Linked DNA regions of Homo sapiens: region 2 is linked to region 1. A link is a loop called in an ENCODE intact Hi-C map of the cell type or tissue named here. Cell type or tissue: CD4-positive, alpha-beta T cell. All regions are shown on one strand. Links, peaks and the distances in the headings refer to the core of each region. The heading gives the core; the rest is flanking DNA.

Region 1 (6,940 bases), core at 1,115-6,114:
TTTGCATTTCTCTGATGGCCAGTGATGATGAGCATTTTTTCATGTGTTTTTTGGCTGCATAAATGTCTTCTTTTGAGAAGTGTCTGTTCATGTCCTTTGCCCACTTTTTGATGGGGTTGTTTGTTTTTTTCTTGTAAATTTGTTTAAGTTCATTGTAGATTCTGGATATTAGCCCTTTGTCAGATGAGTAGGTTGCGAAAATTTTCTCCCATTTTGTAGGTTGCCTGGAACACATAATCTTAACTACTACTTTAGTTTGCATGCATAAAAACATCTTAGCTATTCTTCCCACTCATTAATGTAAATATAGTAGTTGGCTGTAATAAGCATATGCCTTGATTGGGATACTATAATTCTTTATCATTTTACTGCCGTAAAATTAGTCTATCTGGCATAATTGTAAGTTATTGTAGCAAAGTATTATGTGAAAAAACTTTTAGAAAAGTAATCCAGAAGATTTCTGAAAATAGATAACCAGAAAGACTTGTGGGGTACAAAATGTTCACATACTATTGTTTTCAGCTATTTCCATTTGCACTCTAAGTCCCAGAGAACTTGAGTAACAAACTCTTTACCAAAAGGTAGAATTCTAAAGGTCACATTTTCTCTGGGCTTACAGACAATGTTAACAAATTCAAGCTGATTATTTTAACTAATAAACTTTTGAGAAGCACCGTGACAGAAAATCTGTAAGAAATGCGCCCCCATTATTATATTTCCAGATACTGGACATCTCTCCAGGGACTCATTTGCATACCATCTTTCATTCATTTTATTGTTCCATATGTTGAAAGAATTAAAACGGACAAAGGGCATTTATTTGTCAGCAGAGCAGAAACCACTTCATTTATATGACTGTGTTCATGCAGAACCATCACTTACTGAAAAGATCCCAGGTGTGTTTCCTGTTATTCATGCACAAAGTATGTCAGAGACTCTGCATAACTAATTAAGGCTTTGTGTGTGTATGTGTGTCTTTTGTAGGCTAAAGGTAAAGAAAGACAATGGCTAAGACATCAAGCTACTGGAGAATTAGATGATGCCAAGATCATTGATGGGCTGACTGGAGAAAAAGCCATCTACAAACGTCGGGGTGAGCTGGAGCCACAAGTAAGTCATGGTGAACTGCTAGCCTCAGCTCTGCATAGTCTAGCCCTCTTTACAGAAACTTGCTTTCGTGAGTTGTGTCAAAATATCACAAATCCTGAATATGGTAACCAAGGAAAGCATTATGTTAAAAAAAAAAAAAAAGAAGAAGAAGAAGAAAAACTCCATAAATATTATACTATTTATTATTCAACTCAAGGTCCCAGCAAGAAACATAAGGCATGCTCAAATTAGGTAATTTAAGAAACAGTCAGTACAAAGACTATTTACAAAAATAAGGGTGGGGTTTAGGAAAATCAAAAATAAACAGTGCAGTAACCCAGGGATAGCAACAGCAGGGATCTAACTCACTCTGAGGCCTAAAAGGGCAGAATGAGACAGCAGTTCCTGGAACCTGGAGAAGGTGGTTGATGGAGTGGTGGCCTTCAGCAGAAGGGGAGCCAACCCATGGGCAACAGCAGAGAGGGGGCCAAGGGAATAAATACTCCACCCTCACCCCCTGACCTCCACCAGTGCCTCCCATGAGCAGAACCCACTGGGAGCCAGCAGCCAAGAGGCCAGCTGATGTGATTGTAGGGGCCAAGGGAAAACTTCCCCTTCGCCCTCTGAAGGTTCTCTGAAAATCACCTCACAAAAGGCACATTAATAGGAGAAGAGGCATACAAATGTATTAATGTGCACCGGGGTGAAACCAAGGGTGAGTCCCCCTCCACACAGTGAAGTACAGATGCTTATGTACCCTTCTTCTTAAGGGAAAAGGAGATGGAGAAGTGTAGATGATTTTACGGGGGTAGTAAATGGTTTTAGGGCAATTCAGTGGACTTGAAGAGCACACAGTGGCCTGGGACAGAGTCTGTTGGGCCCACAAAGCAATGGTTTGTGACCGAAGTCTGTCCAGGTGTGTTGACAGACTTCAGCCTTTCTTCCTGTGATATGAGTTCAGTTGATGAAAACTCAGGGAAGGGCCCAGAGTAATGGTTTTCTTCTTTGGAGCTCTGAACTTTAGACAGTTGAAGAAACTTCAGAGAACAAATTATCCAGTGCTTTGTGGGGAGAGGGAGGAAGGTCAGTGAGACCTTGATGCTGCTTCTTCAGTTCAGCATGTCCAAGCACCATATTTAGAGGGTATCGATTTCTGAGCTCCAACACGGATTGTCCACACAGATCAACTCCCAGGACACAGAGCAGGTGCCCTGGAGGGGAAACTGAAGACACCTGGTGTGTCTATTAAGCCTAGAGAAACCTTCAAGTGAAAACAATAAAACAACCTTAGTGATTTTCTACTGTTCTCTTACTTTAAAGATCAGTGTCCATCATATAACTGAAAAAAAATATAGAAAATAAGAACGTCTCCCTTAAGTAACTATAATTGTAGTATGTAAAGTTTTAGACAGCCATAAATTTAAAATATTTGCAATGTAATAGCAAAACAAAATGATGACAGGATGAAATATTGAGTCTCTTGGTGAGCTCTGTGATCTCCTGTATTCCTGGGTAACCAGAATTGCTGAGTCGCCACTGAGAGCTGGGGGTGCAGTGACTGGTAGGGGGAAGGGAGAGTCACTCCTTTTAAATATTTATTTAGAGAGGATCTGGTGATTTGGGGAGTTCTTATTTCTGTGTCATTGGTATGAGTCAACAACTGCTTTCTTTACTGAATCATTGTGGTCAACAAATGTGTTTGGATACATCTGAAATTGTGAGTAGTCATGGAAGCATATGTATAAGTGTTCTTAATTTGGGCAGACTCAACAAGTTTTTAAGAAATATGTTGAATTTGCCTCAAACCATTACACTCTCAATACCCACCGTGTTTTCTTGAAATTACTAACTCTGCTCATTATTTTTTATATTTAATAACAGCAAATATTTAATAACAGAATAATCTGGAATTTTTCTTCTTCCTTTTTTTTTTTTTTTCTAGAGACAGGGTCTTGCTTGTTGCCCAGGCTTTAGTGCAGTGGCACAATCATAGCTCACTACAGCCTCAAACTATTGGGCTCAAGTGACCCTTTCAGCTTACCCAGCTGAGTAGCTGGGAATATAGGCACATAGCACCACCCTAGCTGATTTGTGTATTTTTTTGTAGAGATGAGTTCTTGCTGTGTTGCCCAGGCTGGTATTGAACCCTTGGCCTCAAGCAGTTCTCCCACCTTGGCCTCCCAAAGCACTGGGATTACAGGCATGAGCCCCTGCACGCAGCCTTCTTCTTTTTTATCGTCAGCAAAACTAACAAACTTTTTCTTAAAATCTGCAAATTGGCAGTCGTGGGTCTAAAATCAAACTTAATCTTGTAATCTTAATTGACAGTTGTTTCTAGAACAATTTGATGTCACTTTTATGCTTTCAAACTGCCAAGAAAAGAAAAGCACTAATTCAGTAATGTGGAAGGAAGAGAAGATGTGCAGCTTAGTAAACACAAAAGTCGTTTTTAAAATCTTTTCTTTAATTTCTTTGCCAGACCCCCATCACATAACTTTGTTTTAGGAATCTGACATTACCTGTGGCCTGTGTGGAGAATAATTTTCAGGTCACTACCCAATACGTACAAGTAAAATTGACATGGGCTTCCCTCCAAAATAACACAAACTCTTGCTAGAGTTACTGACTCTGAGGCATGAAGTGAAAATGACATGTCATTCCAGATTATTATTTTTAAGTCATCATATTATTTTTAAGGCATCAACCTCGGTAAGTCAACTTTACTAGAGTGAGCTTTAAAAGGACTATATTCCAAAGGAAAATATTTTCCATGTGGCCCCAACCATTAGCACAAGTCTGAAATTCTGTTTACTGCAGTACAACCCATAGATGCCTTGCTACCTGCTAGGACAGCCTTGTGCAGGGCTGAGCCTATGGCTGGTCTGCCCATCTCGGGGCTGGCACGCTGGAGCTTCTGTGAGATCCCCAAGACAGCCACCAGGGGAAGTTTGCCAGTTCACAAACGGCTTTTCTGTTATTCCTTCCCTCAGCTTGGCAGCCCACAACAGAAACCCAAGCGTCTGCGCCTGGTGGTAGATGTGTCTGGTAGCATGTACCGTTTCAACAGGATGGATGGCCGGCTTGAGCGCACAATGGAGGCTGTGTGTATGGTCATGGAAGCCTTCGAGAACTATGAGGAGAAGTTCCAGGTAATGACATGAACTAAGAATAATGAGAGGCATCATTGACCATGATGATGGATAGGTGGATTCAAACTCCATCCAGAGTGAATGAAAATCTTCATCCTCTCACCAGCTCATTCATCAGTGCAGAGAAAGTGAAGCTTTTGTTTTATCTGAAGTAGTAATTGTAAAATAACTCCATAATTTAAAAGTCTGATTACTACAGAAGAAATGCTGCAGCCATGATGTTAGAAAAAAATGAGCTGCTTAGAAGCAAAAGTCTGTTCCCAGACTCCTCAGAGCCTCCTGGCCTTATCCCAGTTCCCCATACCCACCCACTCTTGCCCCATCACTAGCCAAGCAGCCTTCCAAAGTTTGAGTCCACCCTGAAAGCTTCAGTATCACGTTCCATTTCCACATGGGCAGGGGTTATACAGTCATTGGTGTCTCCCCAGCTAACAATGATGATGATTATCCCAGGAGAAAAGCAGGTTTCCATTTCAACTGTTTCCATTTTGGTATTCTTAGTTTGCTGCACACCCTCCATTTTAGAAGTCTAGCATGGTGAAGGGACCCCCAATGCTGCTGTGTTACTGCTTGATATGAGCCTATTAATCCTCTCTTAATCAGCCACAGAGAGCACCTGCACTTCTGGCCCTTACCAGAGCAAACAACCTTGAATTCAGTCACATGCCATGTAATTATTATCAAAAGTTCAATCATGAGAAATGCTGTATGCACGTGCAGATATGCATGAAGGACACACAGTCCATAGACAGACTAGATTTTATTACGGATCAAACATGTCCTACAGAAATCAGTGATCTTAGATTGCTATTAGGCTTGACATCCCACATGCACCCCAGGATTGCTTCCCTGAGTTGTGTCTCTGTGTTATGAGGTAGGCAACAAGAAACAGATTGATGAAACCCATCACTTCAGGTACTTTAGGCCTATTATTAAGGATACTGCCCCCCCTGAATTTCCCAGAGCCCCTTGTGTGAAGCTCTACGTGAGGAATTCCTTTTAGAATTAAGTGGAAGAAGAAGGGCAGCTTCAGCTAATGAATGCTATGGGTTGCCGGGCTCTGTCCAAGTACAGGATACAAATACAAATAAGACATGGACTTTCACCGTGGGGAGTAGCTTTGTTTCCCTTGAAGAACTGAAATGTGTTTCCCCTTGTGATTAGTGAAAGCCATGGAGCTGCTTAAGATTCCCTCTTGGTTTTAGTTGCCAGGAAGCTCAGAGCTAAAATCAAAGACCAGCTATGACAACTTTGTTATGTCTCATGGCTTGCAGACCAGTGTTCGACTTTTTCCTTTTCTTCACCCTTGCTCCCTTCAGGTATAAGTTTTCCTTGATTTTTTTTTTTTTATGCTTTATGGGTTTATAGAAAATGTTTATTTTAAAATATTTTAGGTCCTTTCTAGTATGAGATAGATTATAGTTCTTAAATCACTTGGACCATTGATGACTAAAGAATTTTTAGACATCTATTGTATCAGCATAAATACCCATATCCTACCTAATGTATTAAAACCTTTGAGAGTTGCCAATATTTGGATCAGTCCCTTCTCCTGTTTTATGGATCTTGAATTTCAGTGTTCCTCGGCTCTCTTTGAGCTATATGGAGGTTTTTTTTTTCTTTTTCTTTTTCTTTTTTTTTTTTTTTTAAGACGGTGTCTCACTCTGTCGCCCAGGCTGGAGTGCAGTGGTGTGATCTCGGCTCACTGCAACCTCTGCCTCCTGGGTTCAAGCGATTCTCCTGCTTCAGCCTCCTGAGTAGCTGGGATTACAGGTGCCCGCCACCACGCCTGGCTAATTTTTGTATTTTTAGTAGAGATGGGGTTTCACCATGTTGGTCAGGCTGGTCTCGAACTCCTGACCTCGTGATCTGCCCATCTCAGCCTCCCAAAGTGCTGGGATTACAGGCGCAAGCCACCGCACCTGGCCCTATAGGGAGATTTTAACCCAATGTAGACCATAGCAAATGTACTACCATTAAAATTGGCAGATTCATAGTTAGCTTGAATAAAATCTCCTGTTAGAAATAGGATTTCTACGTTTTTGAGGGCAGAGCTGCTCTGACATGTGAAATACTCCCAAGTTTTTAGAAAGAAAATTCATTAGGAATTAACCAACAAATTGGTTGACACAGCTCCCTCCCCAGGACTGGGTAAAGGATGAGACAGGGAAGAAGGTGGCAAAGTTACTAGTGTTCAGGGTGCCATTCCGATGCCTCCAGGGAGGTGGTATGATTGTCACGCAGCAGGCTGAGTATTTCATTGCATCTCACGCAGCCGAGTGTATAGAAAGATCTCCATTTATTCAGTTCTCACTTATAAAAGTCTATAATATGGAAGAACTATTAATGAAACTAGACCTGTCACACACAAAAAAGGAACAATATCAAGGAAATGAGCATTTCACAAGATGTTTCATTTTTTTTTTTTTATTGACAGTTACAAACCAAACTGTTACCATATGACCTGCTTGCTGGATGTCAGTTAAATTCCGCGAAATTACAAACATTACCTGAGCACTTCCTAAGAGTAGAGCACTCTGCTGGGTAGCCCAGTGAGGGAGATGATGAAAACTACTCATTCTGATAGAAGGTTCGGTGAGCAATGTGTGAGCAGAGCTGCTTCTTCACACGTGCCTCTGTGGGTATCATCCCTAAAACAGTATTTTGCTAATACTCTCTTCAGTTGCCACAGTAGTATAAAG
Region 2 (6,940 bases), core at 747-5,746, 120 kb after region 1:
TTGGTTCTCTCTAGAGCCTGAGATGTAGAGATTTTTTTCATATAGCTGACTTTATTTTTGTAGAGTTCATCACATCATTCATGCCTTCCCTGAAATGCAGTACTGGACAGTTTTATTAATTAACACCTGCTGGCTACAAATGGCTAATTGTTCTTAGCCTTTTAAGTCAATTTGCCACTAGGGGCTTTTTTTCCCTCTTTAATTCCTACCTCTTGAGGATCAGGTAACAAATCTGAGCACGTTTTAAGCCACTTTTTAGACTGCTCTGTCTCTGAATTCAACTGATTCATTACAGACTGAGGGCTGGATAGTGGCAGAATTCCCAGTGGGTGCTAACGTTGCTATGTTGAGAAGGGAACTTTCAAATGCCTCTTCTGAAAAAAGAGTGAAGTCCTGTCTTATTGCCAAAGTGAAAAGAGTGATGGAATTGTCATTTCTTTTTAACTATGTTCCATTTTTATTGCATTCTGCAACTATTTTCAGCAAGTATAACTTTTCTTAAGAAAAAAAGCTCCTTTTGTTTTCAAAAAGGCACTTGTCCAATGTAACAGAACATTCAACTCTCTAGCTGGAGACATTTTACCAGTTCCAAAAAATAAGAAACTGCTCATGCATCTTTAAAGACATTTTAGGTCTATTAATACCACAGTAGAGACAGGCTGGAGCTGCTATTTTAAATCATGTTAGATCATAGCTTATCTAATAATGACAACCCCATTTAATTGCTAAATTGGTCATCTGAAAGCATTGGTTAAATAATTAATGCAATAAAAAGAATCCCACTATCTGCAAAGGCAAACTGCTGAGTTTTAAATTCTAGAACCAACAAGTCTGGGAGGAGACTCCTAAGAAACACTGTCATTTGCACAGTCTTGATTACATCACATGAGAGAGAACAGTCTAGTCTCCAAATTTTCTTTCTCCCTGTGACTTCAGGTTTTCTGCCCCAAATTATCTGATTTCATGTTCACACTGATTAAAATCCTGAGAAATAAAAAATTCCACTGTATACTCTACAGTATTAAGACATTAGTCTTACCTATTTGTTTTGTACATTTGAGAAAGATTGTTTAGGGATAAAAGGGACAGAGAAGGGATTGAGAAGGAGAGAGGAATAAAAAAGCAAAAAACTCAAATTCCAACTAATGACCTTACCTTTCTGAGGAGTGACAGTGGCAGAGAGAAGAGCTGGGGTAGAGTCTGTTGGAGAATTCAGTTTTTCATCACTGAAGCTGAAGCTGTTCCTATAAAGTGAATCTGCACCTTTCAGGAAGGAAAATATACTCATTAGAAATAGTACTCATGAGATTATAGACTTAGCACTTTATAGTCTATTGATAACCAACAATTTGTCTTCAAAATAAGCCAAAGCTGCAACTCTATAGTAAAGAAAACAGCCAGGCATGGGGTGGCTCACGGCTGTAATCTCAGCACTTTGGGAAGCTGAAGCAGGTGGATCACCAGAGATGAGGAGTTCAAGACCAGCCTGGCCAACATGGTGAAACCCCATCTCTACTAAAAATACAAAAATTAGCCAGGCATAGTGGTGTGTGTCTGTAGCCCCAGCTACTTGGGAGGCTGAGGCAGGAGACTCGCTTGAATCTGGGAGGTGGAGTTTGCAGTGAGCCAAGATCACACCACTGCACTCCAGCCTGGGTGACAGAGTGAGACTCTGTCTCAAAAAAAAAGATTAGAAAACAGGTTGATTTCCAGGTTTTATGTTTATGCCCCCAAAATGATTCGAGACAGGGGAGAGAGGGAGTGTGTGTGTGTGAGAGAGAAAGTGTGTGTGTGTGTTTGTGTGAAAGTGTGTGTGTGTGCATGAGTGTGTGAGTGTGGGTGTGTGTGAGAATATGTGTGTGTGAGAAAGTGTGTGAGTGTATGAGTGTGTGTGAGTGTGTGTGTGAGAAAGTGTGTGAGAGTGTGTGCGTGTGTGAGTGTGGAGTGTGTGTGAGAAAATGAGAGTGTGTGTGTGAGAGCATGTGAGTGTGAGAGTGTGAGTGAGAAGTGAGAGAGTGTGTGTGTGTCAAATCAAGTATACCAAAGGCCCTTGCTTCCCCAATACAGGAAGGGGGTGATAGGATCATCATGACCAGTGCTTGGTTGATGGTGGGAGTGTGGGGGTAAGGATTTTAGGCAAAAGGAATCATCTCAAGTGAAATATGTCCCTTCTGCCCTCTGAGCCTCCTAAAATACAAACATCCAGTATCCCATGACTTAAGCCTCTTTCCCTGCTCAAGAGAGATCTTTGCTCTCTTGCTGTCCTATAATTTAATAATCCTCTCTTTTACTTAAGAGAGGTTTTCCTAAGAGTCTGTACTCTTCAGATAAGCCAGAAGGTCAAAGATAAAGACATCTTCTCCTGGAAGTTCATCTATTAGACACTTGGAGTGACATCATGGCTCCCTCTATTCTCATACCTCCAAAGACTTGAACCACAGCAAGATGAGGCCCCAGAAGTTCAAGGCTGAACTGGGAGTCAAGGGGACCATCCAGTCAACTACTAAGTACTAGGGTGCCTTTGAGCTAGTACATCTCTGGGCCTAGCTTACTTATCAATAGAATGGGAAGGCGGACTAAATAATCCTTAAAGGCACTTCTAGCTCTAAAGTTCTGAGATTCTCTAAGTCCTGCTAAGGGGAAGGAAACCAACGCACGGTTGGCCCAGCTGTGTGGCTGTGACTCAGAAAGGGGCTGCTGGCTGAGCAGCACTGACTCAAAGGGTGCAAAGGCAAGGCAGGCAGCAGAAGCAGGATGTGGCCCCTGAGGTCACGGGGAACAGCCTTCCTGGTTAAAACAAAACACAAAGCCAGCCACAGTTGGAGCAGAGAAGTGGCTCTTCAGGTGTGAGAGGGCAGCTGAATGATGGGGGCCTTACCAGGTCCCCGCCTCCTCGGGATTCTTCCACTTTAAGCCAACTACCTCCAGCTTAGGGGGAGGCAAAAACATCTCTCTTTGGTCCCATTAACTGAAAAGGAATTTGCCTAAGTGACAAGAGATAGGCCCAGTACAAAAAGTATCAGAGTTTTCGGAAGAAGAGGTTTCTAGTCTCAGGGAAATTCAGCTTTGTCCCTAAGAGGCTGCCACAACTTCTCAGGTGCCTCACCTGGCTCCCTTTCCCCCCACCCTCTCCTGCCCAGGGGCCCACCTGCCCCCTGCTCTTTTTCGCTGACACCGCCATCTTGTCCACTTTTCCAAACATGCCCAGAAGACCCTTGAGAGCAACCCTCACAATCTTTGCTTCCTTCAGAGGTCCAGCCCAGCTCACCTGAAATGACCACCATCACTGGGCTTTGAGGATGAACATGGACTGAGATCCAAAATCCTGGACCTGATACCTACACTTCCCCAAAAATACATTCCTCAGAGTGCTGGTCCTCCGAGGGCTGTGTGATCAGGTACACCTGAGAAACACCAAACAGCCTTGCTCATTCCCATGGGTATGCCCACTTCCAACATCCTGAAAAGACTTGCGGTTAAACAAAACCAGCCCCATTTCCCCAGTGTACCTGACCACGGGACACTTCTTTGTGGTGCTCCTGCTACTACTTCTCAGGACCCTTGGACTCCGTGGAACCTTACTTGGGAAGCCCTCCTGCTGGCTCCCTCAACCGAGCCCACCTCCAAAGGTGGGCTCTCCAATTCTCCCAAGGGAAGCCCTTTCCCCTACACACAGGAAGCTGGCCACACCCACTGCAGACCTGCAAGGAAGCCTTACTGTTGTCACCATGCAGTCACCAGGAGAATCGCCACAAATACAGCCTGAGAAACTCATGGGGAGAAGATAAGGCAAAATTTAGGGGCAAGAAAACCACAGAGGGTCCTGAGGAGGCAGGCCTCATGCCTAGACTCTGAGCCAGAAAATACCAGGCCCTTGGCACATTATCCGTGGCTATGAAGGATACCTGAGAGCTTCGCCCCCATCCCTGGGCCCAGAGGCTGGCTGGCCCAGATCGCAGGGACCACACCTCCGCTCTCTATCTCCCACAAGCAGCTGGCCTGGGAGAGCAACTTTCCACACCACTGCTCACTCCACCCACCCGGCATGCACCACAGGCCCTACCCTGACTTTGAACTTCAGCTCTCTTCTGCCCCTACTCTCCAGCAAGTTTCCATCCACGTACACTCCTCTGCAGGGGAGAAAGACACCACAATTTGTTCACCTCACAGGCAAGGAGGCCAAACGCTATTGAATGTTGGAAGAAGGAACAATCTAGATATGGAAAGGCCATTACAAAAGAGGATGTTAGCAGGGGAAAAAAGGAATCCAGCAAAGATTCAGGAAAGACTCAGCATAACTCATGGGGCCTGGAGAGAATCTGTAGAGAATGAGCCGTAGATCCAGAATATTGCCAGGACTGTCCTCTGATCCTTTAGGTTCACAGGCTAAATGCCTTCTTGATGTGAGAATTTTTCCCAAACTGAGAAAATATACAGACAAACTGACAGCCACTCCCACAGTGAGGGAGGAAGAGGAGGAAAAATACTAGTTACAATATCTATTTATATAGAAACACACGCAAACAGAGGCATGGCAGCACAGCTACACTCACTTCCTCCTGCCCGCCCCCGCCCTGCCCACCACACACACACACACACACACACACACACACACAGATACACATTAGCTCACGCCCCAGCTCGTTGCCACACCATGACTTCACTCCCTTTCCGTGAGGTGTACAATCTGGGACAGACCCAACTCCAAGTTTTGAACTGTTCAACCTTCGACCACCAAGAAGAAGCCGACCGCCAGCATCCTTGAGCCAAACCTGCTGCAGCTGAGGCGCACCCTGTGATGATATCTACACATCGTGTATGGCACAGATGAAAAGAGAGCCCTCAAGGCCCCAAAGCTACACCACTGGCGAGTGGGCATCTAGCATCTATGCCACTGTCGAGTGGGTGTCTAGAGGCCACGTGAAAACTGCATGACCCTGTAGAGTCACTCTGTTTCTTCCTTGTTAGAAGAAGAACAATAACCTAGGTGCTCTGTGTATAATGCCTGTGGTTTTAATGATTTAACTCTAAAGTTCCTAGCAAAGTGCAGAATAGCACTCCTGAGAGAGAAAAGGTAATCACAGAGAATAAACAGAATCAAGATCCTCCCTCTTCTTGAGAGAGAGCAGCAACATTCTTAAGAGAACTTTCTCTTCAGTGGCATCCTAGAACAAACCTCCCAAGAACAAACTCTCAACATAGAGGTACCCCAAGCTCTAGACCTCTCTTTACCCTTAACCAATAAAATTTCTTTCCATAGAGTTTTATTAAGAACATACAATGGGCAAAATCTCACGCAAGACAGATTTCAAGGTAGGCAAAGCCGGACATCCTGTTCTTTTCCCTCCCCTGGAACTCTATTCCTTGCAAAAGTAATAGCCAGTTAGTCTGATTAAATGACAGCAATGTGTTGCTGGCTGATCACATATTCATGTATTATTGCCCCGCGTGGGTATCAGGTGCTGCTATTAATAGGGGCTCGAAGGACCTAGAACAGTGATAATTTGGGGAACCCTGGCAGGTGGTAAGGCTGGATATTTGAGGGCCTTACAATATCGGCTTCAATCAGCTCTAAAGCACCATCTCACATGTATCTCAAATTCCCATTAGAAACATCCCTGGCAAGTCTAGTTAGTGTACTGAAGTCAGGAACCTCAAATTCTGGGACCGTGTTTTCTAAGGCACCATCAAAAGAAAGAAAAGCATATGAAATATACAACTAACAGAGTCTGAGAAACACTGCTGCAAAATAGAGGCTTGTTTAAAAGGTAGGTGTGTTTTTTTAGCTAGGGGGGTTGGGAGAAAGGTAATTTAGGGTTAGCGCATGTCAACGTGCTGCTCCAGGGGGAAGTAAAACCACAGACAGTAAACCTTACCCAAGGCTCCTGTAAATATAGAACGATCCCACACGTTTAAAGCAAGCAAACTATAGTAATTAACCAAGAAAAAGAAAGCTTTGGACCTACCTCCCTTTTGCCACAGGGAATGGCTGGGGGTGTGGGTTGACTTCTCCTCCTGAAAATCTAAATTCTGATAGCCTCGCCAAAGGGGGGCAAAATAAGAAAGAGCATCTTTCCTCAACTTCTCCACTGTTGTCCCAGCTCCCTTTCTGGGATCGCACTGTCCCTCTATATGCCTTGCCAAGCATCACAAGATCCATTACCCATGCAGAATTGCTAACACAGTACCAGGGAACCCTGAAGGCTCCTCATTGGCCTTATTCTCTCATGGCTTGAACAAGTTCAGGTTCTACCTCAGTGGCTTCTAAGCCACATAAGCCATCTGTCATGCTGGTTCTCCAGGGCCCACAAGGTCCCCTCTCCCAGGGCCAGGCCAGAATAGCCTAAGCAAAGATATGCAGGTGTTCTAAGTCTTGCTGATGCTAAAGAAGCCAGTTCCTCATTTCCTAAATGGTCCTACAATATCATAATAACCCTAGCATACACAGTAGACTTCAGACCTTTTCTGTTGAGCAGCAAAACACTCCCCCGTCAAAGGAAAAATTATGTGAAACCCCAATACCTTAAAGGTATAAGTGCATACCACCTTTTAAAGTTTAAGTTAATATTATAAACTTCTTATAAAGTCAACACACTGGTTAAAACTTGAAACATAATGAGTTAAAATTCCATTTAACACATTTGAGAAAACATGGTTTACCTTTTACAGTTTTAAAAATACTGAAAAGAAGATATATTTCTAAAAATAAATTCAAACCAAAGGTAGTCAATTTCTAAAGCACCTCTGAGGATGAAGTTTGAGAAACACTACCCTAACTCTTAATTGCATTGCCCTTTCACTACTGAAGTTAAAATCACTCCCACTAAAGTGCCTGATTTTTTTACATGTTGGAATCAAGTCTAAACGAAAGTAACAACACTATTTTGATCAACCACATTTGAACTCCACACCCCCCACCCCACCATGTGAAGTTATACTG

The links. Peaks named below come from ENCODE experiments on the same cell type or tissue, not always from the same donor. Only the 100,000 strongest peaks of a DNase experiment are listed, where the experiment ranks them.
Region 2: a loop joins it to region 1, with 1.8 times the contacts of the local background. A loop is called at or near these places in 11 of 110 quality-filtered maps.

What each region holds. Positions count from the first base shown.
Region 1 is chr13:41,584,810-41,591,749 of GRCh38, reverse strand. VWA8 (von Willebrand factor A domain containing 8) reads left to right here. Exons shown (of 45, transcript NM_015058.2): 41 at 985-1,110; 42 at 4,080-4,238. Among named protein-coding and RNA genes, the nearest start is that of MIR5006, 20 kb to the right of the region's middle. In CD4-positive, alpha-beta T cell, for the core only: a CTCF peak has its summit at 3,996; DNase peaks (open chromatin) are centred at 2,669 and 4,029.
Region 2 is chr13:41,461,146-41,468,085 of GRCh38, reverse strand. It overlaps RGCC (regulator of cell cycle), which reads right to left. Exons shown (of 5, transcript NM_014059.3): 3 at 1,156-1,263. Among named protein-coding and RNA genes, the nearest start is that of RGCC, 7.1 kb to the right of the region's middle. RefSeq lists enhancers at 2,615-2,874, 4,654-4,713, 6,147-6,246 and a silencer at 3,368-3,582. In CD4-positive, alpha-beta T cell, for the core only: no CTCF peak of the experiment used is centred there; DNase peaks (open chromatin) are centred at 1,905, 2,725, 4,025, 4,635 and 1 weaker place; H3K4me3 peaks cover 3,610 bases; H3K27ac peaks cover 4,933 bases.